Regions from separate parts of the Mus musculus genome. Here regions 1, 2, 3 and 5 are each linked to region 4. Evidence: chromatin loops called from intact Hi-C (ENCODE). Cell type or tissue: left cerebral cortex. All regions are shown on one strand. Region 1 overlaps Tenm2 (teneurin transmembrane protein 2). Region 2 overlaps Tenm2 (teneurin transmembrane protein 2). Region 3 overlaps Tenm2 (teneurin transmembrane protein 2). Region 4 overlaps Tenm2 (teneurin transmembrane protein 2). Region 5 overlaps Tenm2 (teneurin transmembrane protein 2).

Region 1 (5,000 bases), 440 kb after region 4:
AATTGATTCAGAGAGTCAAATCCCTTTTATTTTTAATTTTTTTCCCTTAGTGTTAGGTAATTGTTCTCTGTTGACAATGAATATTAACAGATTGCCAACAGGCCATTGGAACGAAAGTCCTGTGACGGACCTTCAAATATCACATTGAGGTGGCATGATTGAGCAGCAAGAAAGGATACTTAGAAGCCAGGAGTTCTCCCCCGGGCTTTTGTTGCCTACCTGTGTACAAAGAGCAGGTGTCCCTCTGATGATGCAGCCAGTTGCCTTTTTTTGATATGAGGTCATAGCAGATGTCCTCCAGGATGGGCAAAAGTGTCACCCTTAAATTTTTTAAGGAAGTGATGTGTTAAAAGAGAGAGGCAATCATTAAAGAAGAGACCACGCATAAGTTCTTCAAACTAAACGTATGCACTACAGTAAGAACCAGTGGTCAGCAATAAAAGCTTGGTTGTCTGGTGAGCTGTGAGACTGGAATTCGATATCCCAGCTTGGGGAATTCTCATCTGAGCCCAGAGGGTATATAGTGCTCCTCACAGGGATATGACGGGGCTCATGTGTGTTGGGAATAGATGTGGGTATTTTTAAAAGAGGGGAGTGGCTTCTGAGTGAGCTTTCTGACTGACTTTCGATTCGTGACCATGTATAGGAACCTACTTCTTGGCTCTGGTCAAGATGTGTCCTGAGGCAAGCCTTTTGGTATCTCAGGGGCAGTTATAGTCACAGGACGCTTTACTTGACCTGAGGAGGTTGGCGCCACCGATCCTTTCAGTGGTGTAGACTCTGCTGCTAATGCAGTGTCCGCATAACACTCATCCATCAACATGGGGATCAGCAACAAATGAGCTCCTAAAAATGGGTGCTTTAGGAGAGCAGTGGCAACAGCATCCACTCTGCAGAATGAAGCCAAAAGGCACCAGGGAGGGAGTGGAGCAGAACATTACAGAGGCCAAGATAGATCCTGAAACGGGATGTAAGATATTCCTATGAGGATTCTGGGTCTGAGAACTGTGGGTAGAAGTTGTGGATTTATTACCACATTCTGGCCACTATTAGTAATTCACTTATTTATTGATTTCCAAACAAACACAAGATACGTGAATGAGCACTGACCCTAGGGCCCACTGCCACATCCCAATATCTCTCTTTATAAGCTGTAAACATAGGTGGGTTACTTAAACTCCTTGTAGCTCCATTCCTTCTTGTAAAATGGACCCAATAGTAGTAACTATCTCATATGGGCTTTGTAGATACTTCAGTCAATAGCTCTTTAATATTTTTTAAAAGGTTGTTTGGCAAAAGAAGAGGAGGAAGAGGAAGGAAAGAAAGAAAGTGAGTGAGAGAGAGAGAGAGAGAGAGAGAGAGAGAGAGAGAGAGAGAGAGAGAGAGAGACTATTTCTACAGGAATGAACCCATCAGTTGTGTTTGCTTCCTTTCTGATACATGGTGGCAAACACAAGTTGAACCAAGTAAAACGAATCACCCCCACAGCCAAATGTCAATTTCCTTTCCAATTTCTATGTGAAATAAGAGGAATGGGACCATCCCAGCAAGAACAAACTAATTAGATCAAAACAGTGATTATAATGATAATCCCTCTATGTAGACAAGTTGGTTACATTTGCACCTGCCAGGAAATGAGCTGTACGTACACACACACACACACACACACACACGCTTACCTGAACACATTTTTCCCAGAGAGAAGAGTTGGCCTTACCCAATGAGAGCTGCCTATGGTAGAAAGACACAGAAGGGAACTCTGAAGTCACTAGCCCTTCAGTCAGAAGTTGGTTCTAAACACACAGAGCTGTCCAAGCACAGGAAATAGCTGTCTGCCTCGATGCAAACTGCCCAGCAGTCCCTGTCCTGGCTTTTTTGTTTGTTGGCTTGACTAAAATATTTGAAATTCAACAAGGGTTTTGGGGGCACTGTAGCTCCTTAGAGAGCACAGAGGAAAAGATGTTCAACTCCAGCATATTGCCAAGAACTGAGCTTGACTTTGGGCTAGCTCTGAGGTATCCTAAATCCAAGAATCATTTTCTGGAGCGTTCTGGACTGTCTGTGAACTGAGGGTTCTTTTCGGACATTTGGTACTGAAAGAGTTACTCCTGGTGATGTAGGTGGAATTAAGCAAAATGCATGTGACTTCTCTATAGTAGGATTACAGTGGGGCACAGTATGGTTACTGTCTCGTTAAATATTCTAGCAGGGAATAAATCTCTCCATAAGTGTGGTTGGATGTTTCCCTTTTGTTTCTTGTTTTATTGTTTTGCTCTGTGTGGAATGTTCCAGGAACAACTGTTTGTTCTTGCTGTCTAAGAAGTTCAGCACACAGGTACTGTGGTGGATTTATGTGGTAGTAAGAGGACATCCACCTATTACTTTGTGTAATAAACTTCCTTCCAGAAGGAAGAGAGAGAAATGGCTCGTGCTTTGCTGGCAGGGCAAATTTCATGAATATCTACAGCAGTCATCAAAGCCAGCCGGCACGGAGCTTGCAGAGATCTTTAGGGTCCATGCTTTCTGCTCTTACCAGAGAGAAACCGAGCTCAGAAAGGTGTGCTTTCTAAAGAGACAGGGCTAGCACCCAGCTTTGGAGACGGGGCTGGACCAGCTCACCAGCTTCATGCCACATGCCGACTCTCTTGATATCAGATGTCTCTAAGGAGCTTGGCAGCAGTCGAATCACAATTTGGTCCTAGCTGCATTTTCTGATAAATCTGTGGGTCCCACCCAGGACTCAGTGTGGTTGATAAAAAGAGCTGTCCATATGCTTTGCACACCAGACAGCCAGGCAGTTTTGACACTTTGGGGAAAGTGTAAATGCTTGGTCTGGATTCTCTTCTAGGCAGAGAGCCATCCCAGCGCTCCATGGAGAAGGAACTTAGAGGGACGCTTAGCATGGACGGGGTTCTCCGTATGCGCTTCAGACTTGTAAGAGAGCTGTGTCTGATACAGGCAGAGGCTGAGCTGCTCACTCTGACTTGCGAGGCGACAGGGTGGCTGTATTAAAAACAGGATGTCCAGTTAAACGTCAATTCCAGATAAACAACAAAATGGTTTTTTTTTAATAGGAGTATGTCCCAAATATTGTTTGAGATATTAGTATCTAACATGAACCCTATTTTATTTGCTGTGGCTCACAACGTTCCTTGGTGGTCACACTTCTGTTTAACACACTCTTAGGTAAGGTACGATGCTAAATCCAAGGAGAGTAGATAGTATCTGCCCCGCCATGGTGATTAACCCAAGGAACAGCCAATCGTGTGGCCAGAATAAGTCCAATTAAAGTTCTTGCCTAGATTATTTAAAAGCAAAACTTGACAAATTAAGCCCCTTTTCTGGAAATCCAGGGACTGAGGCATTGGAACAGAAATTAGCACAAAGTCCTTTTATGTAAAGTTTCTCTGGGGCTCTCAAATGGCTATAATAATATACCAGATTCTATGTAACTAAAATTTGTTTCAGTTCAAGAGACTGAGAAGTCCACTACTCAGGTACTAACACACTTTTGGGGTCTGGAAAGGCCCCCACTTTCGGGCTCATAGATTACCTTCTAGCACTACTTACATGGTAGAGGAAGCTCACTAGCTCTTTAGAGTCTTCCCTGAAGTGCCTAACACTGTTATTCCTTTTTTAGCCTGTTGGTTTAAGGGCATTAGAAGCCCAAAATGACCAGGGGGAAGTCTGAGCTTCCAGTTCAATGAAATGTTTGTTGTAGCTCCTGGTAGGAGCACTCCCCTCTCTGGAGCCAAAACTTCTAAGCCAGCAGAACCTAGAGTTATGGGGACAGGAAGCAAAAATTTTCCTAGAGGGTCACTAGGAGTGATAGTAAGTGGAACTATTCCGTTTTCCACCCCTTGATTCCTGGACCCATGAATCCTGGCTATGGGTGAAACTGTACCATATATCGAGCGCTGATTCAAAGCATATACTGCCTTCTGAAGAACTCTGCCCCAGCCTTCCAAGCTGTTACCACCTAATTGGCGCTGTAACTGCGTCTTCAAAAGGCCATTCCATCTTTCTATCAGCCCAGCTGCTTCAGGATGATGGGGAATGTGGTAAGACCAGTGAATTCCATGATCGTGAGCCCACTGTCGTACTTCTCTGGCTGTGAAATGAGTTCCTTGGTCAGAAGCAATACTGTGTGGAATACCATGACGATAGATGAGGCATTCTGTCAGTCCGTGAAATACCCACTCCCACAGGACCTACCACTTTAACTTGGGGTATAAGACTTCATGTGAGTTTAGGGGGGCAACCAAGTGGCTGGTAATACAGACCATTGATGAAAATTAAAACCAGGTTTGATTAGCTAACTACTCCTGCATCTTCCATAAACTAATTGATACCCTTCAAAATTACCGATTTGTGATTATGCCAGGACAAGGCAAGGTACCCTAAGCTGATACATTAGTTGCTTCATTCAAACTATAGAGCCAAGTATTATGGGCGGGGGAGGGGGAAGGATTTCCCTTGGAATACATGAAGACAGATGGTTACATCCAGAGGCCCCAGCCTCAGTATATCATTTGTGGAAGTTCAGCAAAGTATCTAGCTTTGGGTAGACTGAGGGCAGATAGAGGGGGTGGGGCGTATACTCCACAGAGAGCTGATATCCCCCAAGGCATGTCTGTCTCAGTCAGGGCTAGCCAGAGAGTGGAAGAAGGGAGCCACTTCAGAGACACTGTCTAAAATATCTTCTGTCTAAAAATACCTTTTTCTATCTGGCACAGTGCCCGAATTTTCCATCTTTAGAATTTGTAAGTTTGGCTTAAGCCATTAATTGCCCCTCTAATTGTATGTCCATTAATGGCAGAAAATATGATGTTGTGCGGAGTTCTGTGAATGAATGAAAACACCAAGTTGCAACAGATTTTTTTTTCCAGATATAACTAACTCCATTGCAGTTGCTGATAATTTGAATAGGAGAATTCTGAGCTAGCTGGAACTCTGGGAAAGTTAGGATATGACACAGAAGAATCCACACAGGAGGTGCT
Region 2 (5,000 bases), 210 kb after region 4:
ATAAGAGAGATATCTAGGTCCTTGGACTGTACCAGTGGCAGGTCTCATCATAGGATGAGTCTTCTACAAACCTTTTTATAGGTTATTTATTATTTAAGGCAATGTTACTTTTGGTAACCGAAAACCTACACCACCAGAGACTGCTTCTACATTGGCCCAGTTCTGGGTGCTGTCCTCCTGATGATCTTTAAGAGGCACTGTTTCTCTTAGACCATTCAACTGTGGCAGAAGAACAGTGCTTCCTAACTTTGGAGCCTGGAAATGACAGACATCATTCCCCTTTCATAAGTAATCCTGTTGCCCTACCTAGATGCTTGTGAAGCAGTTTGAGTTCTAGCAAATTCTGTTCCTCCTGGAAAGTCAGAATTGCAGTCTGTATGGTTCGTGTTGGCCACATGGGCCTCAACTCTACTGCTGTGCTTTTTACAACTAACGCTGAGACCTAGGATTTTGAGGAAGAAGTCTATGTCTCACAAACACTGCATCCTATGGCGAGTATGGTCAATTTAATAAAGGTGTCATAGTTGAATGATGATATTAATGAAGCAAAGAAGCTGAATAGATCTCAGAAAGGATGGCAACAGTAAAAACTGCAAATATTTGACCCCTTACGCTTCTTTTCCTAACCCCTGCCCAAGGTCTCAGTGGCCAACATCAAAATGGGGTCATCACAGCTCTGTCTGAATGAGTACTCAAAACAGACTCTGAGTACAGAAAAAGTCAGTGTCTACTTTGCTTATACCAACTTCCTGTGTGTCTACCAAGCCAATCCATGTCTTCCTTGGCTTGTAGCAGGAAAACTGACACTAGTTCCTAACAGGTTCAAGAGTGGACCCCAACTTTTCTCCTCTGGACATCCCAGGCAATCTTGCTTTTTCCTGATCCATGGAATAGTCCTCCTCCAGGGTGGGTAGTCTCTCTTTCCCTCCATCCTTCCCCCCTCCCTCCCTCCTCCCTCCCTCTCCCTTTCCCTTCTCCCTCTCTTCCTCCCTTCTTCCCTCCCTCCCTCCTTCTCCCCTTTCTCTCTCTTCTCTCTTCTCTCTCTCTCCTCTCTCTCTCTCTCTCTCTCTCTCTCTCTCTCTCTCTCTCTCTCTCTCTCTCTCTCTCTCTCTCTCTCTCTCTCTCTCTCTCTTTCTGAGACAGTTTCCCTGTGTAGCTTTGTCTGTCCTGAAGCCCACTCTCTATATCAGGCTGTCTCACAGAGATCTGCCTGCCCCTATCTTCTAAGTGCTGGGATTAAAGGCATGTGCCACCATTGCCTGGCTAGGTTGGCCACTGTCAATGTCCTGTTTTTTGTTTGTTTGTTTTTTGATGACTATTATAGCAACTTTGATGACTATTATAGCTTGAGTTGCCCCTGTTCCCTTTGAATTTTTGATAAGCCAACTTACTGTGTGGTCTCATTTGTATATTTTCAAACCCAGCAATGTTCTTTGGTCCCCCATCCCTAAGGAAAATGTGTACAAGTACTTGAGCACATGCATTGTGCAGTCAGAGTGCCCATCCTCCAGCCCTTGTTCAGATACCAGCAGGGCAATATGGGACTTTTGAAGTTGTTTCATTTCCAGACGGTTTTTGAAAGAAAAAAAAAATCATACTTAGCACAAAGCCTGAGACATAATGCCTACTTGATAAAGGTTAGCCAGCAGTATCTTTATTGCAATTGCCTATGTATTCCTACTTTAAATGTTTAAATGGGTATTCTATACCATTGTAGCCCACAGATAAAGAAATGGCATCAAGAAGTCTGAGTTACCCATTGGTTGGTTTCTTGATTTAACTTCTAGTTCAGTTCTTTGAGTGTATTTTTTGTTATTAGCAGACAAAATAAAAAGCAGGCTTAAAAAATATATGATGAAGCCATGCCCTGGCTTTGATGCCTGCGCAGGGCTTCCATTCTGTCAGTGTGATTTCTCTGCATGGATGGATGGCAGAATGCGGTCTGTTTCTTAGACTGTTTAAAGCCAGGCACAAAAGAAGTCACACTGGCCGAGTCCACAGCTGGCAAAAAAATGGAAGAGGCTAAGCTGGTGAAAGAAACTGTTAATACAGACCAGAAACTTTTTAAGCTATAAAAAGGAACATGCCCACTGAAATTCTGAAAGCAGAAGTTTTATTTGGGTGAAACGATGTTCAGCTCTGCATGATTCCGACTTAGAAAACGCACACGCTTGCCTTCTCCCTCTGCCAAAGCATCAGATTTTAACACAGAGGCACCAAAATAGAGAGAGAGGAATAATGGGCCTTCAGATGGTATGTGCCCCAAAGCAAACCGAGCCACATACATGCTGAAGTGCTCGTACCTTTCAGAGAAGAAAAGACAGGGGGCTGTGTCTCTAACCCGTGGACCCCAGCACCGCCTCTGCCATCTTGCTCCATCCCTAGTAGCCAGGGACAACAGGTGAAGAGATAACAGATGTGAAGAGAAGAGGTATGGCTTCTAAGTCACTTGCCAGCACACCTCTTTTTTGTAACCGCCTCTCTACCTCATCCCCACAAAGAGCACACACCCTAAGCCCCGAGTGGGCTACCAGGCAGCATTGTCTGACAATACAGTCTCTCCATCAAATGCTTTCAGTATTGAACACAGAATGCTTCTCTATCTCTGGCAGGGCAGACATTCAACGACCTCATGGATTTTCCTTTATGTGTAATCCAGTGAAAAATATGCCTTTGTCTTTCATTTCTCACCCCAAACCTTAGAACAGGACTCAAAATCTCATGGCCATTCACATCACTGCCAAAGGTTTCTATTTATCTGAGTCTACAACATATCAATAACTGCCCCCTGAGGGGGCATTGGGCTTGGATTGTAAACCCCAAGTGTCTAAGGAGAGAGTCTCTGTAAAGTCCTTAGAATTTATCTGGTGAAGCACTGCATCTTTAATAAAAACGGTCTCTAGTGATGTTTTAGCTAGAGTGCTTCAGGGTTTTTGTGTGCTTTTTAATTCCCTTTAGTACACTGTAAACTCTTAAACACCAGGACTGTATTAGGTATTCTAAATATATATACCTTTACATACCTGTGTATTTTATGTATAACATAACAGACACATATATTACTTTTGGAGATGTATGAGTATTCTATACAGTACATAGCAAGTGCTGGAATGACATGTAGTAAGGTCTTAGTAGACATATATTGAGTGAATGAGTGAATGACTGGGCTATTGCACAGAGCATAAACCAAAAAGAAGTGGAACTCAAGGTATCAACAGCGAATCTCAAATTCTATAGTTAGAAACTGAGAAGGGAGTTTTAGTCTTGATTTTGGCTTCCTCTCACTGTTTAAGGGAGCAAACCTATTTGGTATAACTTCTACACTGGTTTAAAAAGGATGACTAGAGTTGGCCATATTTAAAAATATTCTTGACCCCAGGATATCTGGATTTCCAGTGTCCTTAACCCAGCCTGACAGGTGATCTGTGTCTCACAAGCAGGTGGACTGCAAAGACAAGTGACTGCCAGACTGAGCATTGTATAATGTTTCTGGGAACCCAGCTTTTCCTTCGGTTTTTCAAGACAGGGTTTCTCTGTGTAGCCCTGGCTGTCCTGGACCTCACTATGAAGACCAGGCTGGCCTTGAACTCAGAAATCCACTCCCGAGTGCTGGGATTTAAGGCAAGTGCAACCACAGAACCAGGTTTTCCAGCATCTCACATTGTCGCCCCCAAAGGGGAAAGATGAATGCCACTTGCTGCTGAATAGCAAGCTCTAAATATTGTGTTACTCACAGTGAGGACATGAATCTACCAGATAAAGATGAGTGAAAAGTCAGTAGAGATGGCTACAAGTCTCGTAGCCTGCCGTATACAACTCTGGGGGGTATCTTCCAGCACTGAGAATCCGCAGACCTTAACTTTAGCAACTCCAAGTCCAGGCATCCCAAGCCTTCTGGAAGCTTCTTTTCAGCTCAGTTTTCCTTTTAGGGGAAAATAAGGTAATGGCTAGGATGATGTCTCATAGCCTACACAGGGCCAGCCATCACCTCTGGCTAGAAAGCTAACTTAGGGGGGAAAAAAACCCATCCCAATCAGAGGTATCAGGAGATAAGACAGCTCCATGTGGCTCTAGAGGGTTCCTTGAGAAGAGAAGACGACATGCTCTGTCCACCTCACTGACTCTAATAGCTCCTCGGGAGCCACAAAGAGCAGTTGCATCCATCCTTAAGTTTGGAGACTTTCTCTGAAGCTGGCTTCACACAATAGAATATAACGGCTCCCCGGGAGTGGTTACCAGAGGTCATATAAATCTGCATGGAGGGCTTTACTGCCTTTTCTTTTCTTTCTTTTTTTTTTCTTTTCTTTTTTCCTTTTTTTAAGGTGACTCATTTTTACCCCAGGAGGTAAGAGTCTGTTAACAGGCATTTGCATGATAATATCCATGTCGACATGTTCAGTGTTATGGAAAGAGTTGTTGTACACCAAGCACCGTTTTCACGGCTTCTGTAGCAGCTTTCTCTTCTGAGGTTTCCAGTCCTAATTGGGCTCTCCATTTTGTCTCTTTCCTTCTGCCCACTCTGCTGCAGGGAAAGCATACAGGGCAAGAAAGCCATTCTTTTCTGTACACCCACACTCCCTGGATTCTCCAAGAACATTAGGAAAAACATGTTCTTTCGGGCTTTTAAACGTAGGCAGGGTGGGCTGAAAGAACCTCTCCCCGTACTTAAAGCCCTGCAGAGATGTCTGCCCTTCATGGGCAGAATTAAATTAGGAGATGAAATATCAATATTCTTCCTTCTCCTCACCTTTCCTTTCTTCCTCCCATCCTCCCCTTCCCTTCTTTTTCAGGTACAAACTGAGCCTTGAAAACAGAGGGAAACCAGGTTCACATCTAGGCCCTACTACTTCCTACTTACTCAAAATAAATGGCATCTCTGTTTCTTACTTTTCTGTCTGGGAAGTGAGGGTGATAGTAGTAGCCTCTTTGGAAAATTGATGGAGGACATTTTTAATAGATTAAAGTATAAAACTGTAGTCATTGCATAACCATATTTAATA
Region 3 (5,000 bases), 630 kb after region 4:
TAAACCTCCACCTTGTGCAGTAGTTACTAGAGCAAGGCCCTCCTCAATCATCCCGATGTGTGTGCTTTGTCAGGTCTCTTAGGGTGGCAGAGACCACGGGCTCCTCAAATGTGCAACATTCGTTCAAAGAGGCTAGCATGTATGCCCACCGGGCCCAGGCCTGTGAGAGTCTTTTCAACTCTTGGTCAAACTCATAAATTTTAACTCAAATTTCCCAACAAACTGACAACTTGCTACTGAGATTTTTTTTTTAATTATTTCAAATTCCACAGAAGAAGGATGTACTTGACTTGGCTTTGTTCGTTTCTCTTTTTTTTCTCTCAAACACTCAAGTTGTAGTTTGTTAGCCAGCCTGTTCTTTGTCTGTTCTTGGGCTAGGGCCACCTTCCAAGCCACATGGTTGCTTTTTCCCAACTTAGACAAATGTGTCATCTCTAAATGAACACAGCCTTCCCTGACCCATGGCTCGCAGAGCTGACGCTGGGCTGAATTGCCTTGGTCCCTTATGCATTTATCTACCTGTACAACCGCATTGGATGGCTGTAGCCCTGGTTAGTCATCTGGAGCTGAGAAACACTGGTGTGGATGGAGCTGCCAGGATCGAGTCAAGACAGATGAAACTGAAGGCAGAGTCTGTCACATGCTCCCCTCCTCTCTATCATAAACAGCCAGCTCAGGCAAATGGTTCAGTGATGAGCCCTCCTAGTACAGCTTGCTACTTAAAGGCTAAGTTGGTGCTGGAGAGATGCCTCAAGCTGGGCCTTGAGGAAGACTTGGGTTCAAGTCCCACCATCCATGTGGTGGGTTACAACTATCTATAACTCCAGTTCCAAGGGATCCAACGGCCTTACCCTTTCTGACCAGGCATGCACGAGGTTCCCACATGCAAACAGGGAAAGCATTCACACACGGGAAATAAAATGAATATTTTTAAAAGCTAAGTCATTTTCTCCTAGACGAATAAAATTAACATGTTCGAGGCTGTTCTTGAAATGCCATCTGTCGTGTGCAGGTCCGTCTAGAATGGCCGACAGACCTCGCCGTCAACCCCATGGACAACTCCCTGTACGTTCTGGAGAACAACGTCATCCTGCGGATCACGGAGAACCACCAGGTCAGCATCATCGCGGGACGGCCTATGCACTGCCAGGTTCCCGGCATCGACTACTCGCTCAGCAAACTCGCCATCCATTCTGCGCTGGAATCAGCCAGCGCCATTGCTATTTCTCACACTGGGGTGCTCTACATCACTGAGACGGACGAGAAGAAGATCAACCGCCTACGCCAAGTCACCACCAATGGAGAGATCTGCCTCTTAGCCGGGGCGGCCTCAGACTGTGACTGCAAAAACGATGTCAACTGCATCTGCTACTCGGGAGATGACGCTTACGCCACGGACGCCATCCTAAACTCGCCGTCCTCCTTAGCCGTGGCTCCAGATGGCACCATCTACATTGCAGACCTTGGGAATATCCGGATCAGGGCGGTCAGCAAAAATAAACCCGTTCTTAACGCATTCAACCAGTATGAGGCTGCATCTCCGGGAGAACAGGAATTGTACGTGTTCAACGCTGATGGTATCCATCAGTACACTGTGAGTCTGGTGACTGGGGAGTACTTGTACAATTTCACATACAGCGCTGACAATGACGTCACCGAGTTGATTGACAACAACGGGAATTCCCTAAAGATCCGCCGGGACAGCAGTGGCATGCCCCGCCACCTGCTCATGCCTGATAATCAGATTATCACCCTTACCGTGGGCACCAATGGAGGCCTCAAAGCCGTGTCCACTCAGAACCTGGAGCTGGGCCTCATGACTTATGATGGGAACACTGGACTCCTAGCCACCAAGAGTGATGAAACTGGATGGACAACTTTTTATGAGTAAGTAGGCTTTTGACCAATCTCTATAGAGCTCTCCCCTCCTCTAGCTGGCATCCAGATGAACCACTCGCATCGTCTTTAAAACTGCCTAGTCACGTCTTGCTAACTCTAATGACTTCTTATAGCTGCAGGATATTCATGTCCCTTCTCCCGACTCCTAAATGATTTGCTCTGTCGGGCCTCTGATATTGAGCATCCTCCCTGCCAGCATTGGGAATTCCTGTTGTCTGCTTGCCGTTCAAACTTCAGGATATTGGACACGCACAGCACCTGGGAGATAAAGTGCTGATTAACCCCACTGATTATTCATGTTTGCCATGGGTGCGGAAATTAGAAACGAAGAGGGAGGGTCCCAGCGGGGCTTCTGTGATTTAACAATAGGTCCAGCAACACACTTGATTGCACAGACAGGTAGATAAACTCTGAATTTCCTCTTTAGCAGAAGCAGATCAATACAGATAAAGTGCTAGGTATATTAAAAGATGTGAGGGCTGGCCATATTTCCCCTAACAATTATCTCATACTTAATAGTTCTACCGTTTGCTTTGCCAAAAAGCTGTTTTCCCCAGCTCCTGAAGCGGCTTTGGTCAAGCAAACCTGCTGCTGCGGGTATTAACCTAAGAGCTGCTGGTTGGAGGAAGCTACTAAGCCTGAGTCCCCAATGACCTGCTGGAGACTGAATGGAATCTGCCAGCCTCTGGGCTCTCCACAGCAGTGAGCGAACGTTAGACATTAGCAAGTCCTGGCTTGCTTTCCGTGTGGCTGCCAGCTGAGAATTTAGTAAGTTAGGGAGGGGATACCACAGAGAGATGGAGGTGGGTGGGACAAGAAAAAAGAAGACTTCATTGTTGATCGCGCTTAAATCAACAATGTTCGCTTCCTGTTTGTACGCCAGTGTGTTTGGGAGAATGCAAAGGAAGCTGTCGCCACCTGCTGGCGGTTTTACTGCATTGCAGAATTGTTTGCCTGGTCCTGTCTTCCTTCTTGGGGCTTATGGGGACTTCTGAGCAGCTTCACATCCTTCAAGGTGCTGGTACTTGGTCGTCCTTCACTAGCCAGTGCTCTTTTCCTCTGTGGGGACCATCTGTATATCACCTTTAGTTCTCAGCACAGTCGGGTTAAGGCTTTAATCCACAAACCTCCCGGACGCTTCCTTCTGGCAACGGTTATATCAAATGACCTTAGACACATACATTGTAGCTGCTAAATCTCTTGAGTGAAGAGCAGAGGCCCTCCTGAATTAGGCCTAGGTTGGAGTCCAGTTCTGAAATTCGGGTGTAGGGATCCCACAGAAATGAGCTCTTTGATTGGAGGCAGCTTGCTGCCAAAGGTCCCCAGCCGAATGAAAATATACACTTGATTCTTTTTTTTTTTTTTTTGAAGTGTTTAATCAAGAGTTACAGTGAAACTGATTCACGTTTTCTCTTTTAATTTGATAGGCTTGAGAATGTGAGTAGATCCAAGCATCTAAATTTTCCGTTGTGGAGAGATTCACACATACAAGTTTTCCTTAGGTTCCCAAGGAAAAACTCAGACACAAGCTGCACTTCCTGTCAGGGGTGTAAGGTCCAGGTGAACATACACAGTGATTGCAGAAGTCTAGAGAAGGAGATTAACAGAAATGAAGAAAACTATGGGATGTGCTTCAGTGAGATGTTCCCCTCAGTTCCAGAATGTTCCAGGAAGTCCCAGCCTTGGAATTAAAATTTCCCCAGTTGCAGACTACTGAGTCCAGATAGAGTATGATGGCCACAGTCCACCTTAGAGGGAATGTCAAACTGCACAGCCTTCTGCAGGACAAAGCCTCGCTTGCCAGGAAGCTCCCAGCCTCGGCATCAGGGAGGCAGTGGTGTGGATGCCCGCTCTGAGATGTGCTTCCCGTTGGCATTGGACAAGTTTCTCAACCTCCCTGAGCGCCTGCGTTCACATCTGTCAGGCGGTAGCATCAGCTGCACAGGAGTTGTGGGTGTCCATTGTTAGCTTTAGATAACTTTAGAAATCAGCAAACCTTGGTATTCAGAAGCTCAACAAAAACGAGATGCTAACAAGACTGGAAAGAAGCAATAAAGCTCATCTCTGTCTCCGGCCCCTCCTGCCTAAAGAAGGATGCGGGTGTTAGACGGGGATATATGTCAGCAGCAGAATTGAGGGGTGCGCTTCGCACTTTAGTCCTCTCTGTGCTTGGTACTTGCTCACAGTTCCCACTTCTGTCGGTCCCCATATCCTGAGGTCCAGAGGCATAAAACATAGAACGTCCCTAAAGCCAGGCCCTCCAGAAGAGAGGCGCTATGATGTGTGCCCTGTGGTTGTGGCCAACTCCTCCATATCCAGCCAGTGGAAAACCAGCAGGTATCACACAGTCTAAATGCTGGCTTCCCGTGGGATGGAGTTCAGCAGTTATGTTATAGAAAGAGCAGGCTCTGTGGTCTTCCAAACAGGAATGGTTCACTCTGGAAACAGTTACATTCCTCTGTCTTAGAAGGTGGCTTTTGGAGAGCCAACCACAATGGAGATGTAAGAATTGAGCTTTGGGGGATCCTCCCGTGCCTCCATGTTTCCAGAGTAGAGAAGAGCAGCCTTGGTTTAATCTTTGTCTTTTTATCTATTTATGAGGCATAAAATGCTGTCCATTTCACTGCAGTCCAAATCCCCAGTACTTTCTCCATGTTTGGTGAATGGCTGCCACCAAGGTCCTGCCAAGTCTGTTGAGGTAAAACAGAGACCTCATTGCTGGTTATCACTGCTCTCAGTCCAAAGGGATAGTCCAGAGGTTCCTATAGAGAGAGCTGAATCTGCATATCTGTTGTGGGGGAAACAAGCAGCTGCACCCCCTCCCCCCCTCCTCCGAAAGTCAGTCTGCAAGCTAGGGAGCATGCTTTCCCCACACAGCCTGGGAGATGCTTTCCCGTGCCCTCCCCTCCACTTCCCCCAGAGTGGAAACTCTATTTCCTCCTCTCAGACGAGTGGCCAGCAGCAGCCTGCCCAGAACAGAAGTCCTGGAACTACGCAGGACCAGACTTCAAGTCCTGCTCCCGTTCCAGAGAATACACTCAACACAGTCCTTGCCTGGTCGATCTCTGCTGCTGAGCACTGTGCAAGACACCTGAAGCCCA
Region 4 (5,000 bases):
AAGAAAGGAAAGGAAAGAAAAAAGAAAAAAATAAATAGAAAGGAAAGAAGGCAGAGAAGGGGAAAGGCGAGGGGGTGGACTTAGCGGTGGTGTAATTTGAGCCCGTGGTGAGGATTGGAGCGAGCTAGCGATGCTGCACACTGCTAACAAGGGAAGGAAGCCTTCAGCTGAGGCAGGTAAGAGCGCCGAGCCGATCGGAGGGTTTGACCGAGTGGCTTAGTTAAATTTCTGTTTTCACCGGTTTTATAATTGAGAAAGGCATCTGCAGCAGAAGCCGATTTTTCAGTCGGCTTCCTTTTGTTTAACATAGAAAGTACCTGTATTAATTTTGATGAATTAGAGCATGCAGCAAATTCAATTGAAAATAGATTTGTATAGTAAATGCATTTATATGGAATGATTTTTTTCCTCCCTTTTATTTAAGGGGAGAGATGAGAAATATGATTTTGATCAGAATAGCACTTTGCATTACGTTAAATTCTAAACAGCTAAGGGAAGGGGGAAACATAATTCAATTGATACTGTTTTTGAACTCCAGGACTTAAGCCCTGGGAAGACAGATGGTATTTGAAATTTTTTCCTCTTTCTGAACTTCTGATGCGTTATAATAATTTCTCACCGGAGGTATCGGCAAAGGGCAGAGTTTATTTAAGTCTGGCTGCTTGGGTGTGTTTGGCTTGGCTCTTGTGGGTGAGGCGCATCTCGAATCTCCTGAACCTGAGGCAGGTTGACGGTTTCTAAATGGAGACTAAGTGTTGTCCCAAATGAAATATGAACTTAAAACATCAGGTGAGGGCACGCCTTAGAGAGGCATCCAGTAAATAATTAGGAGAACCGAGTTATGACAGTTTGGAGGGGGAGTTAACTCTGGAAGTGCTGTTGGATAAAGCTTTCTGGATTCGAGACCCCCTTAATGGCAGAGGGGGCTAATTAGAGACTCAAGTGGGAACTTTGATTTAAGCCCCCAAATCTAGGATACCTGTAGTGCTCTTCTAGAGGTAGCTTTAGGTGGACATTCCTTTTGTGCGCTATGAATGGGAACTCTGGATTGTATCTGGTGGCATTTCTCCTTTGACAAGCTCGGGGATGACGCTTTAAAGGGCTCGTATCTATTTTCACGGTGAACAAACAGAGACTATGCTCTATCCTTGAATCATCTCTCAGCACAGGGTGTTTGTGGCCGCAGATGTTGTTTTTAAAGTTTGGGCTATTTGCTGTTAATCTCACTTTTGGTGGATTTTGTTTTCATTGCCTCTGCTGTTAAAAAAAAAAAAAAAATGAAATTGTGACCGGCATGAATGAACTGATATTTGAGAATGGAGAAATATAATACAAATAAGCCAACTTTTGAAATTAAGCGTGACCAGAAATCTGAGTCCTATCCAGGTTTTTGACAAGCGTTACCCGACGTATTTAAGTTGGTTTTTAAATTACCTTGGTGGGCATAGGGGAAGTTCCTTACAAGTGTGCTGTTTGATTAAAGAGAATGCTTCCTGGGAAGGGAATATGGAAAGGTGATGGCCGTGCCTCTAGGCTTGGCCCTAGGAAAAACTGCCCTTCTATGGCTCTGTGGAGTTCAGTGAGCACAGAAAGATAGTATTTCACACATTTGTGTCGTGATAGAATGTTTTCTTGCTTAGTTTCCAAACTGGACTGGCTGTTTAACACCTCTATCTGGAGTATCTTGTGTTGCCAGACCCACCTAATGGCATCTTGTACATGCAGCTCATGGATTCAGCCTTGAGAGGGCATGGGGACAGGCTCGGTACTGGGCAAGGAGGAACAAGTGGAAAGTGGCTCTGGTCAGACAACGTCTGGACAACATCCAGAGTTTATCCCGGGTAGGAGTTTCCTGGGAAGGTCCCGGTACAGGTGCAGGCAAACGGAATTATTTTCTGTGGATTGAAGAGAGAGAGAGAGAGATGGGATCCAGGAAAAGCCATACAGCCATGGGATGCTGGGTAGATGTGTTGGTAGACACTGGCAAATTTAAAAAATAGCCTCACAGGTAGTTTTCCTCCTCTTCAACTTAAGAAACTTGACAGAATCATAAAGTGGCTTTCTTCAGAATTCTTTCTCTGTGCTGCCTTCTTGAATGAACTCTTTTCTGATTCTTGGTACACCTAAACATTGACGGCTTTTTTTTTTTCTTTCTTTTTCTTCTTCTCCCTCCACCGCTCCCCCCGGCAATTTTTTTCTAATGATAAGGATTATGCTTTAAAAGAGTGGTACGGGTTCAGAAAATATGCCCAGGTACCGTAACTTTATCACATATATTTTCTTCCTCTGTATATGAAAATGACTTCCTCAAGGTGAGGCAGTCATAAGTTTTAAATTATACCTTGTCCACTTACCACCACATGAGCCTCTGTCTCTCTCCTAGAAGGACACAGGACTAAAGTGCATGCAGAGAGTTGCCCTGTAACCCGGTGGCATCTCGGCTGGCTGGTGGCACTCTTTAGGGTAGATGGCAATCAGTGGTATCCCTACTCAAACTATCTGATTCATATAAATAGCATTTTTCTGACTTTTCCAGTAGATGTTGCTGGAGAGCAAAGAAAAGATTATTTCCACCCCCCACAGGAAAGAGAAGAAAAACTAGACTTACAAGAGGCAAAGAATCAGAGCCCTCTCTCCAAACTAATTTGCTAATTAATGAATTACATTGTATCATTACCTTTTATGTCTTTCTATAGAAAGCTATTCAAACTTGATTTAGATTTGTAAATGACAATTTGTCCTCCTTGGGCCCTATATATGATGTCTGTTTGCTGTTTTCCATTTTTGTTTTTGTTTTGTTTTGTTTTGTTTTAAATCAAGTTAGCTGCACATTGCTATTCAGAACATCCCATCCCTGAATGCAAAAACCCTTTAACATGCAAATATGATGTCAGAGGAAGAGCTGAAATAGAGTACCCGGAGAAGAGTAATGATCAAACGCATTATAAAAATATGCACCAGTTGCCAACAAGTAATGAAATATTAAGAAATTAAAAGCATGCAACCTCTAAAGTAATAGAATTTCATTGCTCTGAGACTGTTTTCCCACTGAATATTAAGTTCTTAATAGATGTACCAGTTAAAAAAACAAAACAAAAAACAAAAATCGAAAACCTACATGGTTTGTCAGTGAAGTTCTTTCATTATATGATGTTGAAAAATTAGCCCAATAGGATTTTCCTCAGAATGGGAAATGTAATTAACATTGGATATTAAGTGCCAGACTGACAAAGCAAAAGCCACACGGCTTGATGGGGGAAATAGAAACGCAAAAGCAAACAGGAGCAAGCGCTTAGAAGCTGAGGGGATCCACGCTGGAACTACTCTGCTGATAATCATTCTGATAAAATGACAAAGACATCCCAGGGGAACCCAGGATTCTAGTACCCAGACAGGAACTGATGCAATTTCAAGCAACCAATGACCTCTGTCTATGGGAATATTTGTTTTTAGATATGATCAATTAACCAATTTCAGTGGAGAAGGGGCATGTATTTTTTTTCCCCTCACAGAAGGGGATTGTTGGGCATCACAAAACCACTTTCGCACAGAAACAGAGTCCGACCTACGTCGGATAGCTTTTGGATCCTGTTACCTTAGGCAGACATGGCTCTGTGCTGGTGGATTTTCCTGATGCATTGAAGTATTTCTTCTGCACTTTTCACTCCTGAGGTGTGAAATGCTCCAGAGGCTGTTTTAATATAACAACCCCCATTTCTTCCTTCCTTCCTTTCTTTCTTTCTTTCTTTCTTTCTTTCTTTCTTTCTTTCTTTCTTTCTTTCTTTCTTTCTTTTCTGGGAAGGAAAGAGTTTATATTTAAAAGGCCTGAGTGTCAAGTACATCTATTTTGCAATTAGCACTAGAAGTCCACTGAGGTAAGGACAGCCCAGCTTTGTTCTTCGTTGATTTACGTACATATTTTGTTTGATGTGTAGTGGTTGGCTTGTTTTCTTCCTTTCTTAAAAAAAAAAAAAGTATAGCCTACATTTGCTGTATGATTGTATTTTCTGGGATTGTTTTACCTGTTGTTTGCACCTCTCTTCTTTCCTCATACCGTCTATAAAGTACTTCCTATATCAAAAGCACTACGAGTAAAATGCTCCCAAGCTTACCCAACAAAGAGAAACGTCTGCCCATCACTGACATCTTTATAGAAGTGGAAGCCACAGGGTGGACCTGGAAAGCACTGGTGAATACACCAAATGAGCCTCCCTCTGTCCCTCAGCAGAGCAGGCAAGAATAGGCTGGTGTGGATTGAGGGCATAGGAGAAATAGGAAATAGGAAAGAAGATGAAAACATGAAATATTGTGGGACAGCACCATCAGATGGAGCATGTAGGAAACATAGACCCCAAGCAATGAGGGATGCTACTGCCAGTAATGGGCTTTGAAGGACCAGACAAATTTGGGGTGCCCACGGGAAAGATGTCAGGCAGTTTGCAGACTAGTTGAAACTTGGTATGAGAGTAAGAAAAGAGTAGAATCATGACAGTAAAGTTTTCCCCAGGATTCTCTGAAACATCTGTCTAGATGACCTCTCTTCTCCAGCTACACTGCAACCTTCTGAAGCTATCAATGCTGCGACCGTATTAACTCACTTTTAAAGATATGTTGCTAGGACAAGAGGAGTGCATGCCTGGCCCCAAAGCTGGAGGCCAGTGCACCTTGCATTAGCTCAGTCACTGGTTGTAAAGTTGAGAACTAGAACTGAGAAGAGTGAATGTGGATGCTATTGTAATTATTGCGACTTCTTGTGTGTGCTGGAGATGTCTTGGACTCATTAAGACAGATTTGGTATGGGTATGTTTATTTCATACCTTTGTAAGAAAAACCTTCACCGTTGGTTAAAGACGAGGCACGTGGTTTAGAAGACGTGGTGTTCTCTCTTTGCTATTGCTATTTGGACGCAATACACGTCGGGTTTATCTCCAGTTTCCTGACATTGATTATGATGGATTTGTGTGATCTTTGAGAGTTTTCATCTTGCTGAAAAGGTATAT
Region 5 (5,000 bases), 220 kb after region 4:
CTAAAAATATTGAAGTGTCAGTGTAATTGTACAAATGAGAGAAAGCTGGCAATTTTGTGTTCTGTACACAAAGTAATCGAGCTATATAAAATTATTCTGGGAGTATTGCAGTAGGTATATATGAGAGAAATGTATTTGGTGTCTAGACTTGGGTTCTACCTCTAAGTTATGACATTATATCTTTGAAAATATTCCAAAATGTGTATTTGTGGGGGGAGCATGTGGAAGGGGTAAAAATGTAAAACATTTCTGATACCAATCATTTCAGACAGGAGTTCTTTCATTTAGACAATGCATTTTAGTGAATAGTAATTAAATTTCAGAGACTATGCAAAATGCCTTCCTTAACTCTTCTCAATAGTCCATTTTGCTGAAGAAAGATGTGGGTAGCACTGGCCTTTAATCCCAGCACTCAGGAGACAGAGGAACTCTGAGTTCAAAGATACCCTGGTCTACAGAGAGAGTTCCAGGACAGCTAAGGCTACACAGAGAAACCCTGTCTCATAAAACTAACAACAACAACAACAACAAATTGATGCGCAAAGTTATTCAAATTTATTCAGCTACGGAATGGAAGAGTTGGGACTTAGGCCAGCTGACTCCAGAGTCCTAGCCAGAGTCGTGACATCCCAGCCACATAGATGTCACGTTCAACATCAGCACTTGAAGCCAAGGCATTCTGCTCTCAAGTGTAATCCTAATCAGCTGTCTAGAGTCTAAAGACTCTAAATGGGTCATGCCTGTGAAAGAACCCTTCTGAAACAAAGAAACCCAGAGTCAGTCACCTACACCACACTCAGTACCCACCCATCACGTGGTGTTGGGCTTCACTCTGATTGGTAGGGAAAGCCTACACCGTACTATGTACTTCCTATCAGGAAATGAGACTAGACGGTCCGTGTAGGCCAAGCAGGGATGAGAGATGAGAGGGACACTTTTCTGTGGGTGGCGCTGATTGACTAGGGCTGGAAGTAGTCACAGGACAGCAGCAGGCAGAAGATGTGCCAGCACTTCGCAGACTCTGCATTTTTGCCTAGGGCCGGCCTTGCTTCAAAGCGAAACTTCCACCGAGAAACTAAATAAAGGAAAAAGAAAAGCCAAAGAGAACAAATTCCCATTTAGTCAGCTTTTACTGTCCTCCGAGGCTCTGTGTTTATGCTAGATCTTAATTATGCTGCTTGTCAAAGACACAGTAAACTCCACTGTGGTTGAGGGAGCGATTTTATCTTTTTATCTTTACAGTCAGAAAAGGACTTAGTATTCTGAACCCTACTCTTGATGAGCTTCAAACCTGGAATAAAAGAACGTTTTGCTCTCCTTCCCAATTGGCTTTGCAAGCCATCCATGAACACCTAATAAGGAAGTTTGGGCTATGTTAGGAGTAGCCAGTGCCCAGGTGGCCTGAGACAGAACCATTGAATGCAAGGGGACTACATAGACCAGTCCCTTCCGGCATCCCCACTCTTGGCCCTTTTCACCTGCCCTCCAAGCATCCATGCAGGACTTGTGATCCACATTCTGGGACACGCATAACTGCCTCCTCCAAGCAGGGTAAGTATGAAAAGTCCTCCTTGGGGCTGTTCCTTAAAGGTGTACAGCCCTTAAACAACTCCAACTTATAAGATGAAGAAAACGCTCCCCTTCCAAGCCTCTTTCTAGTCACACTCCATCAAGGAGAAGATCCTTTCCTTGGCTGCTCTTGCCATTCTATTTCCTTCCCTGAGAGGTTCTTACCTTCCCATCTCTGCCAGATGATGTTTTCTATTTTTTTCTCATGACATACTGCTTTATTTTTAAATCATTGCATCTAATTGTGGGAGGAGGGGGGCTAAGTTTGCTTCATGGAACAAGCAAGTAAACAAAAATATCTGAAAAAACTCAAATCAAGAGCATGGAGAAAGGAATGGCTTGTGGGCTGAGTTCTAATGGAGAAGCCCTGCTTCAAGTCTCACTACAGATCTGCTAGCTGAGTATGCTGCTCTCTGGAAAGTGTCCCCCCAAAATCTATGATTTTTAGAGTCATAGAAACTGGAGCAGGCCCTTGCCACAGACCCTACAAAGTAGGAACAAAAGGTAAATGCTTTAGGGTGGCTTTGCCTATCTAGTTCAAGTACCTATGTAGTACCTTCTACAGTACCAGGAGGTCAGATTGTGGAAGATTTTGTCTTTGTTTTTCTTTGTCAAAATTCAAATGCCTGGGCCCCAACCCCAGAGGTTCTGTTTTAGTAGATCTTGGGTAGAATGTATAATATCTGTTTTCATAACCATCTCAGATCAGAGATGAATTCTCCGGGCTGAAAATCGCCAACATGGATTGATTCCAGGATTGTATTTCAATCAGAAAGAGCAAAATACATGCGAATGAGCCCTGTAGCTATAAATCAGCCCAATGCAAAGAGCCCATACTAATATAGGGTACATAATGATTCTACTGATTTTAAAATAAGTATCTAAAGTATCTTTGCAATTCATGTAGCCCCATGGTCACCAAGCAAGTAAGTGATATGCCAATACTTTTAGCCTCTCTTGACCTCAGGAAACTTATCTAGAAAATTGCAGAGGTGTTTTATTTCCATGGGAATAATGTGTTTGATGAGACAATCTACTGAGGTCCCTCTTATTACCATAGTATATCAGAGTGTCTTTACCAAGGTGGAATGAGATAAAATCCTCCCCTTCCAGAGAGCTGTAGGCACAATACAAAGAATAATCCTGGCTGCTGTTAGAAGCAGCTCTTCAGTTGGGTTTTGTCCCATGGATCAGAGGATCACAGGAATCCTTCTGGTAACTCTGTGACAACGCTTCTCTCCTCCCAGCCTCACAGGGCTGCTCTCCTCCTGGATTCTGAGAAAACCAAGTGTGTGTCATGGAACACCCAAGTCCGGGTGAGCCGTGATTCATTTCTAATCACCACCACTATCCAGGTGGCTTGCTTGAGCCTGGCTTACACAGTTCCCTTTCAGCACTGGTATTTTATAACTAGCATTACCCTGCCATACCCAGGGCCTTGTGAAAATATTTTCAACAGCTAACAAGCAGAGCCTACAGTTATAATATGCTCATTAGGCCGCATGTTACTTTGCAAGTCTTGCAGCACATATAATCTATTCTTGATTTCCATTGTATTTCCGTTCTTATGGACACCCAATCTGGAGCACTAGCTGCCTCTGGGTTTGGCCAAGAGCTGCTATCATGATGTGTGTTTTCCATGAGGCTGCAGTGACTGGGAAATTACACACACCTACCCTCTTTCTATCCCAATCACCTTCATTCATGCCATAGCCTTCCTTGATCCTCTGTGAATAAACTCTTTTAGAAATCAAATAAAAATTTTAAAGACGACGTAAATTAGTTCCAGTAGATGAAAGGGTTGATTTCTGAAGTTCTTTGTTGTATTGTTTAATTTGTGTTTATTTCTTTTTAAATTCGGTCTCTCATTGTTCTGGGGCCTTACTTCTGTGTTACAGAACCACTGCCTTGAAAGACCAATGCCCTATTTCTAAATGATCAGTTTCCACATAAAGCCCTTTGATCAACCCAGTATAGTTCCAACTTTTTCTTTGTGCTTTGAAAACCCAACATTTGGGGAAAACATATTCTCTGAATCTGAGGTCAAAGTGTTCCATTATCATTTTATTTCTTGATGGTTAGTTATAAAGAGCAGTGCTTATTCAATTCCTGGGCTTAGTGCCTGGGATGTGCCTGTCAAGGTGTTAGACCTTGTAAACACAGAGATAAATGTTACCTGTTTCATTCCGTTGTGGAAATAACTGCCAGTGGAAAATGTCAGCTTTCTCAACTTATGTGGACACAATAAACAAGATGAGTGGCATTAATATAGCTATGAACACAAACTACAGGTTAGAGACAAGGAACAAACACAAAGACCCTAGAGGCAAAGAAGGTGTTGTGTTAGGATTGAGTGTGGAGTGACAGAGAATTAGACACCCAAGGAGACCAGGGTAAAGAAACACAGGCTAGAAGCAGCTGTGGGAGGAACTAAAGATATATATCCTAGAGAGTGACCATAATTTGAGAAATGTATTTATGTGCTGACAGGGATATGGTGGTTGGGTACGTTGGCTTCACATAGAGATCTGGGTAGGACTAATGGGTGGAGAGTAGAAGAGAGGAAAGAAGAGGGAGAGGCAAGGGTCATGATGTCTAAGTTCACTTGTGCTGCCAACACACAACACACACTTGAGGTATGCTAAGAAAAGAAATGTATTTTGCCATAGTTCTTGAGGCTGGGAAATCACCTGTGAGCATGAAAGCTGCAGGCATGGGATCTGGAGGGAGTGTGTTCCATACATACAGATAGATAGATAGATAGATAGATAGATAGATAGATAGATAGATAGATAGATGATAGTATATATAGATACACATGCTTTGCTCATCCCACAGTGAGAGGGTGGCTTCTACAAGCCTCTCCTATAGGATCGCTAATCTGTTCATGAGATTTGGAAGCCCTCCTGACCTACTGACATCTTAACACCCCACCTCATCATCCTGTCACTCTGGGGACTACGTGGCAGCATACATTCTAAATGACACACAGATATTCAAGTCATACCAGTAAATATGGGCCACCATAAAGACCTTTGGTGAGGTGTGTAGATCAAGACCAGTCACGCCCCCATAGTCAGTATATTTCTTTTGCCTTTTCTCAACCTTTGCACCTCTCATCCATGAGTTTTTAAAATGCCTTTCCCTTGGTGCTACTAAGAAAATTCGATGAAATCAAAGGTAAGGATGTGAGCAAATTCATGTAGATCAGCACTTGTAGTCTCATCATTCAGAGACTAAGGCAAGAAGACTGTCATATGTTTGAGGCTAGCTTGGGTTGCATAATGAATTCTAGACCAGCCTGACCTTCAGTGTAAGAATGCATCTCACCCATCATCATCATCATCATCATCAAATTCATCCAGCCCATAGTCACAGAAACCCTCTTGTTGCTTAGAATGTGTGATCTTCATAGATAGACGAATTGAGCT

Evidence for each region. Hi-C counts contacts between places; a loop is a spot of excess contacts. Peaks named below come from ENCODE experiments on the same cell type or tissue, not always from the same donor. Only the 100,000 strongest peaks of a DNase experiment are listed, where the experiment ranks them.
Region 1: it touches region 4 in a loop (5-fold over the local background); 2 of 42 quality-filtered maps call a loop at or near these places.
Region 2: it touches region 4 in a loop (2.5-fold over the local background); 2 of 42 quality-filtered maps call a loop at or near these places.
Region 3: a loop joins it to region 4, with 5 times the contacts of the local background. A loop is called at or near these places in 4 of 42 quality-filtered maps.
Region 5: it touches region 4 in a loop (2.5-fold over the local background); 2 of 42 quality-filtered maps call a loop at or near these places.

What each region holds. Positions count from the first base shown.
Region 1 is chr11:36,236,895-36,241,894 of GRCm38, reverse strand. All of the region lies in intron 5 of Tenm2 (teneurin transmembrane protein 2), which reads left to right. Among named protein-coding and RNA genes, the nearest start is that of Gm46251, 75 kb to the right of the region's middle. In left cerebral cortex, no CTCF peak of the experiment used is centred here; a DNase peak (open chromatin) is centred at 2,770.
Region 2 is chr11:36,458,185-36,463,184 of GRCm38, reverse strand. The region is part of intron 2 of Tenm2 (teneurin transmembrane protein 2); the gene reads left to right. Among named protein-coding and RNA genes, the nearest start is that of Gm33585, 100 kb to the right of the region's middle. In left cerebral cortex, no CTCF peak of the experiment used is centred here; DNase peaks (open chromatin) are centred at 2,080 and 4,553; H3K27ac peaks cover 731 bases.
Region 3 is chr11:36,043,654-36,048,653 of GRCm38, reverse strand. It overlaps Tenm2 (teneurin transmembrane protein 2), which reads left to right. Exons shown (of 29, transcript NM_011856.4): 23 at 1,013-1,887. Among named protein-coding and RNA genes, the nearest start is that of Gm42072, 48 kb to the right of the region's middle. In left cerebral cortex, a CTCF peak has its summit at 2,817 (motif pointing left); DNase peaks (open chromatin) are centred at 533, 1,368, 1,595 and 2,786; H3K4me3 peaks cover 361 bases; H3K27ac peaks cover 343 bases.
Region 4 is chr11:36,672,645-36,677,644 of GRCm38, reverse strand. All of the region lies in intron 2 of Tenm2 (teneurin transmembrane protein 2), which reads left to right. Among named protein-coding and RNA genes, the nearest start is that of Gm51889, 22 kb to the left of the region's middle. In left cerebral cortex, a CTCF peak has its summit at 2,539; DNase peaks (open chromatin) are centred at 890, 1,023, 1,710, 2,522 and 2 more places; H3K4me3 peaks cover 2,451 bases; H3K27ac peaks cover 2,461 bases.
Region 5 is chr11:36,448,544-36,453,543 of GRCm38, reverse strand. The region is part of intron 2 of Tenm2 (teneurin transmembrane protein 2); the gene reads left to right. Among named protein-coding and RNA genes, the nearest start is that of Gm33585, 93 kb to the right of the region's middle. In left cerebral cortex, no CTCF peak of the experiment used is centred here; DNase peaks (open chromatin) are centred at 673, 990 and 2,879.